Linked DNA regions of Homo sapiens: region 1 is linked to region 2. A link is a loop called in an ENCODE intact Hi-C map of the cell type or tissue named here. Cell type or tissue: heart left ventricle. All regions are shown on one strand. Region 1 overlaps LOC105375310 (a long non-coding RNA gene). Region 2 overlaps NPAS2 (neuronal PAS domain protein 2).

Region 1 (5,000 bases), 260 kb after region 2:
AAAGCCCTGTTACTATTAAGAGGGGCCAGATTTCAAAGAAAGCAGAGGCCTTGTGGGCTGCTATTGCCCCAGAAGAGGATTTGGATGTAGAGAGACTGAAGATTGGTTGAACCTTGGAGAGGCCACGGAGAGGAGGAAGAACGCTCACTAGAAAGACGGCATGACTGAGGAAGTCGGTGGGAACAAGCCTGCTTCTCCCATGGGAATGTTTCTAATCCTTTACTGTGGCCACCCTTCTCCAAACTCTGCGGAGGGAGATTGCAGGCTGACCCTACCATGGTGCAGCATTTGGACCATGACTGTCTGGGGGCACGAAGTGCTTTGTGATTTGGTTTAAGGGTGAAATCAGTGGTTCCAAACATTGAGCGCACATTAAATCACCTTGGAACATTGCATTGCAAGAATGCCCAGTTTCCATCCCTGAGCTGCACTAATCAGACTTTCTGGGATATGACGGTTTGGGTGATGTCGTTTTCATAGATTTAAAAGTGATTCTGAAGAAAAGCAGGGTTGAGAACTGCTGTTGAGTTCTTGATGTATGGATTGAGAAATTCGTTCTGAATCGAAACACCCTGTCATCCACTAGTTAAGAAAAATTAACTCTGTTTGCTACTGGTCCCCAAATGGGGCCAGTTGGGCTCTTATGGGAGGGCCCAGCAAATCTGAAACCTTGTTAGTGTACTCCAGACTTCTGCCTCATGCCTGTGTCCTTGGAAACCTAGGCTCCTCCTCTTGCCCTGTGATCCCAGGGGTCTGGCAGGTGAAGGTTTCAGCCATGTTTCACAGTGGGACACCTGCCATGGCTCACAAAGTTGTTGACTGTACGAATTCTGTGTAGTGTCCACTCATGTCCTCCCTGCCCACACCAGCCCTGCCCAGCTGTCTACATGAATCCTGGCAGGACTGAGGGAGGCAACTGAATCCAACCATCCTCACACAGGACAAAGCTATTGTTATGACTAACAATAAGTCACTCTCTATCCGTCTTAATTGCATCAGATCTACTGTTATTTAAACATTGCGTTTATAGTCCTTCTCCTCAAGTAGAAAGTAAGATTCATGAGAGCAAAGATCTTTATTGTGTCACTCACTGCTATGTTGCCATTGCCTAGAAAGGTGCCAGGCATATAGTAGACACTTAATTTACACATGATGCATGAATGGATGATGCAATAGCACCCATTTATGGAGTATGTATTATGTGCCAGGCTCTATATCACTTCACATGTATCATCATGTTTAATTCTCACAACAAGCTTAAGAGGGAGGTGCTACTATCTGTTCTCATTTTAGAGAAGCGGAAATTGAAATTCAGACAAGTTTACACACCTGCCCAAGGTTACACAGGTAGGAAGAAGCAAAGCTAGGACTTGAACCCATGACTTTTCAACTGCAAAGACCACGATCCTAACTATTATATTATACTCATTCCTCTTGCTGGGTATGGTGCAGGGACATGTATTTAGCAAGGACTGGCTGCTTGTCTGTCAGCCAGTCACAATCTGGTTGACTCTGGCACTGAGTAGTCATGTTAGTGGCACAATCTCCAGGGAGAGTTATTGCAATCTAAGGGCTGAAAAGGAAATAGATTCCTATACCTTACTCCCCAAATCCAAGGTTCTTCAGGATATCTACTGCAATGCTAGACAAGCTTATTAACTTTTTTTTTTTTTTTTTTTGAGACAGAGTTTCACTCTTGTTGCCCAGGTTGGAGTGCAATGGCGCAATCTCGGCTCACTGCAACCTCCGCCTCCCAGGTTCAAGCGATTCTCCTGTCTCAGCCTTCCAAGTAGCTGGGATTACAGGCATGCACCACCGCGCCTGGCTAATTTTTGTATTTTTAGTAGAGATGGGGTTTCTCCATGTTGGTCTGGCTGGTCTCGAACTCCCAACCTCAGGTGATCCACCCGCCTCGGCCTCCCAAAGTGCTGGGATTACAGGCGTGAGCCACCGTGCCCAGCCAACTTTTTTTTTTTTTCGGAAGTTTACCCTAGCAGCATATTGAAAGGGCCAAGGTGAGATCAAAGTATGTCTCTCTTGGGTAGTGAGACCCTGAATGACTTTTATTTTACCCTTTATATTTTTCTGCAATGCATATGTATATTCATTATAACAAAGATCCCCAAGTGCATTAGCCTACGTGAGTTCAAAGATTATTTTTGCCTCAGGTAAACAGTCCAGGGCAGAAAGGTGAGCTCTGCTTCATAAGGTCATCAAGGTTTCCAACTGGCCCAGCATGTCTGCCTTCAACATGTGGCTGTTCTTTGGGTTAAGGCTCCTGCTCCAGTTGTTCTCAACTTCGTGGTTGAAAGTAGCTCGCCAGCACCACCTCCAGGAGAGGGGCTGGAGGATTAGGAGAATCTCAACAGCTTCATCTTTAAGTAATTACTTATATCCCACTGCCCAAAACCTAGTTACATGGTTACAACTAGCTGCAGGGTTGAGGTTCATGTTTTTGTGTGTATAAATGCCAACACAATTTGTTGAAAACACTATCATTTCTTCATTGAATTTCCTTTGCACATTTGACAAACAAGATTGATTTGTGTCTATTTCTGTACTTTCTATTCTGTTCTGTTGATCTATGTGTCTCTCCCTCTGCCAATACCACACTGTCTTGATTCTTATAAGTCTTAAAATTAGATAGTGGGATTCTTCCAAAGCCAATTTTCTTTTGGCTATGCTAGTTTCATTGCCTTTTATATGAATTTCAAAATCAGCTTGTCAAATATCTGCAAAAAATTCTGCTAGAGTTTTGATTGACATTACATCAAAAGCATAGATTGATTTGGGTAAAATTGTCCTTTTTCTTGTTGAGTCTGCCAATCCATGAACATAGTATGTTTCTCCATATATTGAGGTCTTCTTTGAGTTATTTCATCAGCATTTTAGTGTTTTCAGCACATAGATTCTATGTATGTTTTGTTAAAATTATTTATACGTATCTCTTTTTGGGGGGGAGCTCTTATCATTTTTTGTTTGTTTCTGATTGTTTATTACTATCTTTATAAATATACATGATTTTTTGTATTGACCTTATATTCTAGAATGTGTTTAAACTCAGTATTATGTTTTCCCCAAAAATTTACATATTGAAGCCAGTTAACTGTATTTGGAGATAGGGGTTTTAAGGATGTAATTAAGGTTAAATGAGGTCATAATGGTGGGTCTCCAATCCAATAGGACTAGTGTCCTTATAAGAAGAGGAGAAGATACCAGGAATGCAAGTGTAGAGAAAACATCATGTAAGCAAGAAGGCAGTGATCTGCAAGCAAAGGAGAGAGGACTCACCAGAAATCAACTTGCTAGCACCTTGCTCTTGGACTTCTAGCTTATAGAAGTGTGAGAAAATAAATTTCTTCGGTTTAAGCCCCTCAGTCTGCAGTATTGTGTTATGTAGCGCTAGTGGACTAATACACTCACTGATTCCTTAAAGGAGCTTTTGGTAGACTTCTTGGGTTTTCTATATAGACAATTGTGTAAACTGCAAATAGGGAAAGTTTTATGTCTTCCTTCCAATCTGTATGTATTTTATTTATTTTTCATGCGTTATTGCAGAGTCTAGAAGTTCTAGTGTTATGACGTATACTGTGGTGATAGTGGACATCCTTCCCTGGCTTTGTTCCTGACCTTAGGGGCAAAGTATTCAGTTTTTCCCCATTAAGTATGATATTAGATGCAGGTTTTTGTTGATGCTCTTTATCAGGTTGAAGTGATTCCCTCTATTCCTAACTTGCAGATAATTTTTATCATGAGGTAGTGTTGTAGTTTGTCAAATATTTTTTCTGTGTCAATTTACATTATCATATGATATTTCTCCTTAGCTTATTGACACAGTGGATAACTTTGAATGATTTTTTGAATGATGAAGCAATCTTGCGTAACTAGAATAAATCTTACTTGGTTGTGGTGTATAAGTTCTTTTATATATTGCTGGATTCCATTTGTTAATATTTTGTTGAATATTTTGACATTTAGATTCATGAGAAACAGCCTGGGCAACATGACAAAACCTCATCTCTACCAAAAAGACAAAAATTAGCCAGGGGTGGTGCATGCCTACAGTCCCAGCTACTTGGGAGGCTAAGGTGGGAGGATCACCTGAGCCTGGGAGGTGGAGGCTGCAGTGAGCTGTGATCATGCCACTACATTCCAGGCTGGGTGACAGAGCGAGGCCTTGTCAAATAAATAAATAATAAATAAGTAAATAAATTGATGAGAGATATTAGTTTGTAGATTTAATTTTTATACTGTCTTTGTCTGGTTTTGATATCAGGGTAAAAATGGGCTCATAAAATTAGGCGGGATATATTCCCTCCTCTTTTCTGGAAGAGATTGTGCATATTTAGTGTTATTTCTTATATGTGTGGTAGAAGTTGCCAGTGAAACCATCTTGGCTTGGAGATTTCGTTTGTAAAATTTTTAAACTATAAATTAGTACTATTCAGGTTATCTGTCTCATTTTGAGTGAGTTTGGGTAGTTCGTGGTTTTTAAGGAATTGATCCATTCCATCTAAGTTGTTGAACTTATGTATGTGGAGTTATTCACAGTATTTCTTTATTGTCATTTCAGTGGCTGTGGGATCTATGGTTAGTTTTATTTTTTAAATATTTCTTGTTACATTTCACAAGAAAGCATGCTGCATTGGTTTTTATAAGAAAGTCTGTTCTAGACACTTCTCAAAAGAAGACATTCATGCAGCCAACCAACATATGAAAAAAAGCTCATCACTGATCATTAGAGAAATGCAAATCAAAACCACAATGAGATACCATTTCACACCAGTCAGAATGGGAATTATTAAAAAGTCAAGAAAAAACAGATGCTGGCGAGGCTGTGGAGAAACAGGAATGCTTTTACATTATTGGTGGGAATGTAAATTAGTTCAACCATTGTGGAAGACGGTGTGGTGATTCCTCAAGGATCTAGAACAGAAATATCATTTGACCCAGCAATCACATTACTAGGTATATACCCAAAGGAATATAAATCATTCTAT
Region 2 (5,000 bases):
TGCCTTCATGAAGGTTACAGGCAAGTGACTGAGGCCTAACAATGTGAAAGCTGTTTAGACCCAGATGTTCTCTAAATAATGTGATGTACTTGTTTAGAGTCGAGGTTGGCTTACCAGCTTCTTCCTAGAAGGGAGAAATACCTGGTGAGTGGAATGCATGATGCAGTCATGATAATATTGCCTCATGATATAGGGGCAGAGGGATGGCTCACCTGTGGCATGGGCCACATTGCCCTCGCAGTAGGACCAGGCTCTGTGTTTGCCCTTGAATCTCTGACCAGTGACTCGTGTCTGTACCCACATTACTGTTGAGAATTTTCAATCCAGTGCTCTCAGCTGAGATGGCAGATCTGTCATTAATTAAGGAACCACATACCCAGGCAGGCCAATAACATGGATATGATCACATAACATTAAGTCCATGCACTTTAAAATTATGTTCAAGTTTTGTAATCATCATGATCATCTCTGTGTTTTGTTACCTAAGGTGTCTCAGAGACATTTAAAAGGCCATGGGATATTAGCTTGGTGGTTTTAATTTGAAAGATTTAAGAGAATTTGAGGTGTTCTTGAGAATCCTGATTTAGTTCAAATAAGTTTGGTGTATTTGATTTAAAACAGTTGTTTACGCTGGGCGCTGTGTCTAACGCCTGTATTACAGCACTTTGGGAGGCCAAGGCGGGCAGATCGCTTGAGGCCAGGAGCTTGAGACCAGCCTAACCAATATGGTGAAACCCTGTCTCTACTAAAAATATAAAAATTAGCTGGGCATGGTGGCGCACGCCTGTAATCCCAGTTATTTGGGAGGCTGAGGCAGGGGAATTGCTTGAACCTGGGAGGCGGAGGTTGCAGTGAGCCAAGATCGTGCCACTGCGCTCCAGCCTGGGCAACAGGGTGAGACTCTGTCTTAAAAATGAATAAATAAATAAAACAGTTGTTTAGGTGCTTAGAAAGATTTTACTTCTTAGCTTTATAAGTCTGCCTTGTTAGGTACATAAAATGCTTGAAAGATTCAGATAAATTAAATGTGTAAATGAATAGTTTTGGTAGATAATGTTGATTATTCACAATCAACCTATCAACTAATTGAACATAAATAAAAATCTAGTTAGAGCATTGCTCTTTTTAGACCAAATTAGTAGATTCATAAATAAAACGGAATCTGTCAGTTGACTCTAAAGTTTTAAGAAAGACAACTTTTGTAATTTTAATAATAATTTAATGACAGACCTGAAACTGGCTTTTTAAACAAAAGTACCTCTTGGGTATTAAAAACATCAGATGGCACTGTGTCTATCATGATTCTCAACATACACTGTTCCAGTCCATCAGGCCCTTAGCCTGGAGTTCTTTAGGGGGAAGGCTCTCTGGCTCCCAGCATCTGACGTTTTTCACCCCATTCCTGTACTCAGTGCAGTCCCACCTCATATGCAGTACAGGACCGACAGGCTGACATCTGCTGAGTGTCAGCGCAGGTTTGGAGAGGCAGGCGAGGATCCCACCATGCAGGCGCGCTGGGGAGACTTACGGATCAGTTCGCTCAAGCATCTGTTTCATGGGTGGGGTCGAGCCACTTACCAGAGGCCCGAGATGGGCAGGTGGCTGAGCTGGGGCTGGGTTCTGATCTTTCTACCATCCCACGGGACCTCCCCAAACTCCTCTCATGCCCCACCCACCACAGAGAAGCCTGCAGTTTTGAAATGAGGACTCCTTGTCACTTTAGAAATTAAGAAGAATTTTCTGGGTATCCATCATTTTACACATTTTGAGGATTCATGTTTCATGCAATCCCAGCTCCCTATTAAAATAAGACTCATTTATAGCACATAGGGCAACCTATACTTCATCACTTCAGCAAAAACCTAGTAGTCAAACCCAATTACCATGCGTTTTTCTGGTAGGACACAATTTACCTTTTGATTAGAGTTTGAATAAATCCAACCTTTATTGATGAGAGGCAGTATAATTTACCTTAAAGCAGACCTATCTTAGCTCAAATTCCCACCCTACCATTTACTAGCAGTATGGCCTTCGGCAATTTTAATAACTTTTCAAAGCCTTAGTTTCCTCATTAGTAAAAAATAGTGACATTAAAAAAAAATAGTGACATTAAGAGCATATATCTTATTAAGGACTAAATGAAGTTAATGCATATAAATGACCTGAGACATAGTAAGTACTGAATGAATGTCAGATAATAACATTCAAAATGAAAAAAGGAGCTTTTTCCTCCTTCGCCTCTTTGGGCATATAAAAACTGTTTGATAAATGAATGAATGGAATAAATGCATGTATGAATGAATAAACATATGAATGGTGCTTTCACTCAGAGAAGGGCAAACTATGTCTGCTGGTGTTATTTATGTAACAGACTGTAACAGCAAGGTGTGCTACTCTGTCCCATCGATGTATATCCTCTGACAGTAGAAACCCTGCCCTGTTTATCTTTCTGTATCCTCACAGTGCTTAACCACGTGCCTGGTAAATAAAGGGTGTCTGTCAGATGGATGGATGGACTAAAGGATGGATGGAAGGAAGAAAGGACGGGCAGAAGGATGTATAGAAGGGAGGGTGGCCAGAAGAAAGGATGGACAGATGGCGGCTGGATGGAAGGACGGATGGAAGGATGGACAGATGATGGCTGGATGGAAGGATGGATAGATGATGGCTGGATGGAAGGAAGGAAGGACGGATGGAAGGATGGATAGATGATGGCTGGATGGAAGGAAGGATGGATAGATGGATGGATGAACCAGTTGAGGAACACGTCATTTGCCATTGCTACAGGTGTCCTTCTAGGCATTCCTTTGAGCAGCCAGCAGAGGGCGCGCATGCTCTCAAAAAGAGCAAGAGGCAGCCTTGGAGGGGGCGATGGGCCTTTCAGCACAACAGCTCTTGTCCAGGTAGCCCCATTTTCATGACCCCATCCAGGTGCAAACACCAACAGCCCTTCAGGACTTCTTCCTCATAACCCAAGGTTTTTTTGAAAAAAAAAAATAGTAAGCATCACAGGCACATATAGCCTCGACGAAAGTTTTGAAGCAATGAAGTAAAGCATCACAAGTCCACTGAGGTTGGGATAAAGGCCACTGGGTGGGGGACTGGTTCCTGGTTTGCTGCTGGGCACAGCCGTACTTCTGTTTATCAACAATAAAGTAGAATTTTGTGGCTTAAGGAGATGGTGACTTAAAAGGGCTCTGAGGTCAACTTTATAGAAAACATAAAAAAAAAAAAAAGTTCTCCAAGTGGGAAAAGTTATCAGAGAAAACAAACCAACAACTTCTAATTTTCAAGAACAAACCAATCCTACACTCACAGATGATTTTTCATTAGTGTTATCTGCTTATTTCTACAAATACTTGTCATTACAGGACATTTTAGAAGTATACAAAATAGACAAGTAATATAATGAAACCTTGGCATCACCATTAGGCTTCAACAATCATCAGTGTTTTGTCATTCTTATTTTATCTATCCCTCTACTTTTGGGGGTGGGCTGGAGTCATTTCTACTTGCTTATTCTTCACACTTGAATCACACAGTTTAGTTTAAAAAAAACAAATATCACATTTTGGAACATATTTCTTTAAGTCTTACAAAAAAACAAGGCAGGCTCCTTGAGGAAATATCCTCTGTCTCGACTATCTGTGGATTTCCATGATCTCTGGAAAATTCCACTGCAAAGATAAGGCCTCAGGAATGAACACAGGGCAGGAAGGCACCGGAGGGTGCAATTCCCATGCCGGCCGGCTCAGAACATCCCTCAGTGCACTGTGGCATAGGTACTTTGGGGTTAACCAAAGGCATAGGTCACAAGGAGGAAAAATACTTTGTTATAACAGGAGTGAAAGCGATAACCTTGCTGCCTGTTATTTTAAAATTCAGAAAAGGCAGGAAGTAGAAAAACTCCAGGCACTGAGGGGGATGTTCATACGCCTACCTCAATTTTAGCAGTTTCTGGCTCGATTTCCCCCTTCCTGTTAGTGTAAAAATTCCATTAAAGTAATTGGAGTCAGGCAAGCATTGGGCTCCCAGTCAGGCCCTGGATCAGTGAGAAAAATATTCCAGCTGGGAAGGCGTAAGTCAAAAGCCACTTTTTACCTATTCTGGTAAAAGGTGGAATGGCAGCTCGGTGACTCCATTTCTTTTCACGAGAAGGCCGAGCCTTTTTCTGGTCAATTTAAGGGTGCACTGAGGAGGTGGGGAGAGCAGCAGGGCTCTGGCATGGCCCAGGCTGTCTGAGTGAAGCCTGCTCAAGGCGCACACGCCGTGTCTTGAGGGGAGCAGGTGGGGAGGTGGCCTGTCCAGGGCGGGGCTCTTCTCTTTAAGGTGAGCAGCCACCTCTGAGAGGCCTGTGCAGGGGCAGGAAGGGGAGGGACAGTGAGCATCTAGAAAGCCACCAGGAGTGCCCCTGAGGGCCAGGCGGAGCTGCTGGGACCTCAGCGAGGCAGGATGGCCAAATGAGCATCTCCCTAAGCCCCCAGACACCTGCACCACTGTGTATTAATCTCAGCGTGCACCGGCTCACGGCGCTGTGCCCCGACAGAACCCGCCTGTCACCTATGGTAGGTGTGGCTGCACTTCAGAAGCTGTGTGGCCAGGGGAGGGTCTGCGTAGATGGTGATGGGGGAAGCAACAGGGACAGTGCTCCAGCAGAGATGTTATTTCTGCTTCTTTCTGTCCCTTCTAAGGGTCTCCAAATGCTTAGTGCTCCCAGGGCAGACGCCAAGGTTAGCTAGAGTTACATTTACAATCAAAGGCTGGGTCAGAATCAGGCACTTCTGAAGATACACAGTCCTGGACTAATGTAAGTAAAACATTATATATTATTAAAAGAGATCCAATATGTAAAGGTTTTCCTCCAAAACAAAACAAAAAACAAAACAAAACAACACCTCTCCAAACAATTCTAATATCTGGGGGTCACAGTGAGAGCTGCTGCTGCTAGGCTTTGCAGAGCTTCCCTGCTGGCACACCACAAATGGGGAGCCACCCAGCTC

The links. A loop is a pair of places that touch in the nucleus more often than their neighbours do. Peaks named below come from ENCODE experiments on the same cell type or tissue, not always from the same donor. Only the 100,000 strongest peaks of a DNase experiment are listed, where the experiment ranks them.
Region 1: it touches region 2 in a loop (13-fold over the local background); 90 of 110 quality-filtered maps call a loop at or near these places.

Annotation. Positions count from the first base shown.
Region 1 is chr2:100,727,791-100,732,790 of GRCh38, reverse strand. LOC105375310 (a long non-coding RNA gene) reads left to right here. Exons shown (of 3, transcript XR_001739612.2): 1 at 1-1,347. Among named protein-coding and RNA genes, the nearest start is that of LINC01868, 50 kb to the right of the region's middle. RefSeq lists a silencer at 2,150-2,444. In heart left ventricle, a CTCF peak has its summit at 2,327 (motif pointing left); a DNase peak (open chromatin) is centred at 2,312.
Region 2 is chr2:100,982,864-100,987,863 of GRCh38, reverse strand. All of the region lies in intron 16 of NPAS2 (neuronal PAS domain protein 2), which reads right to left. Among named protein-coding and RNA genes, the nearest start is that of NPAS2-AS1, 8.2 kb to the right of the region's middle. RefSeq lists silencers at 2,767-2,906, 2,791-2,986 and enhancers at 3,918-4,417, 4,418-4,919. In heart left ventricle, a CTCF peak has its summit at 2,823 (motif pointing right); a DNase peak (open chromatin) is centred at 2,843; H3K27ac peaks cover 722 bases.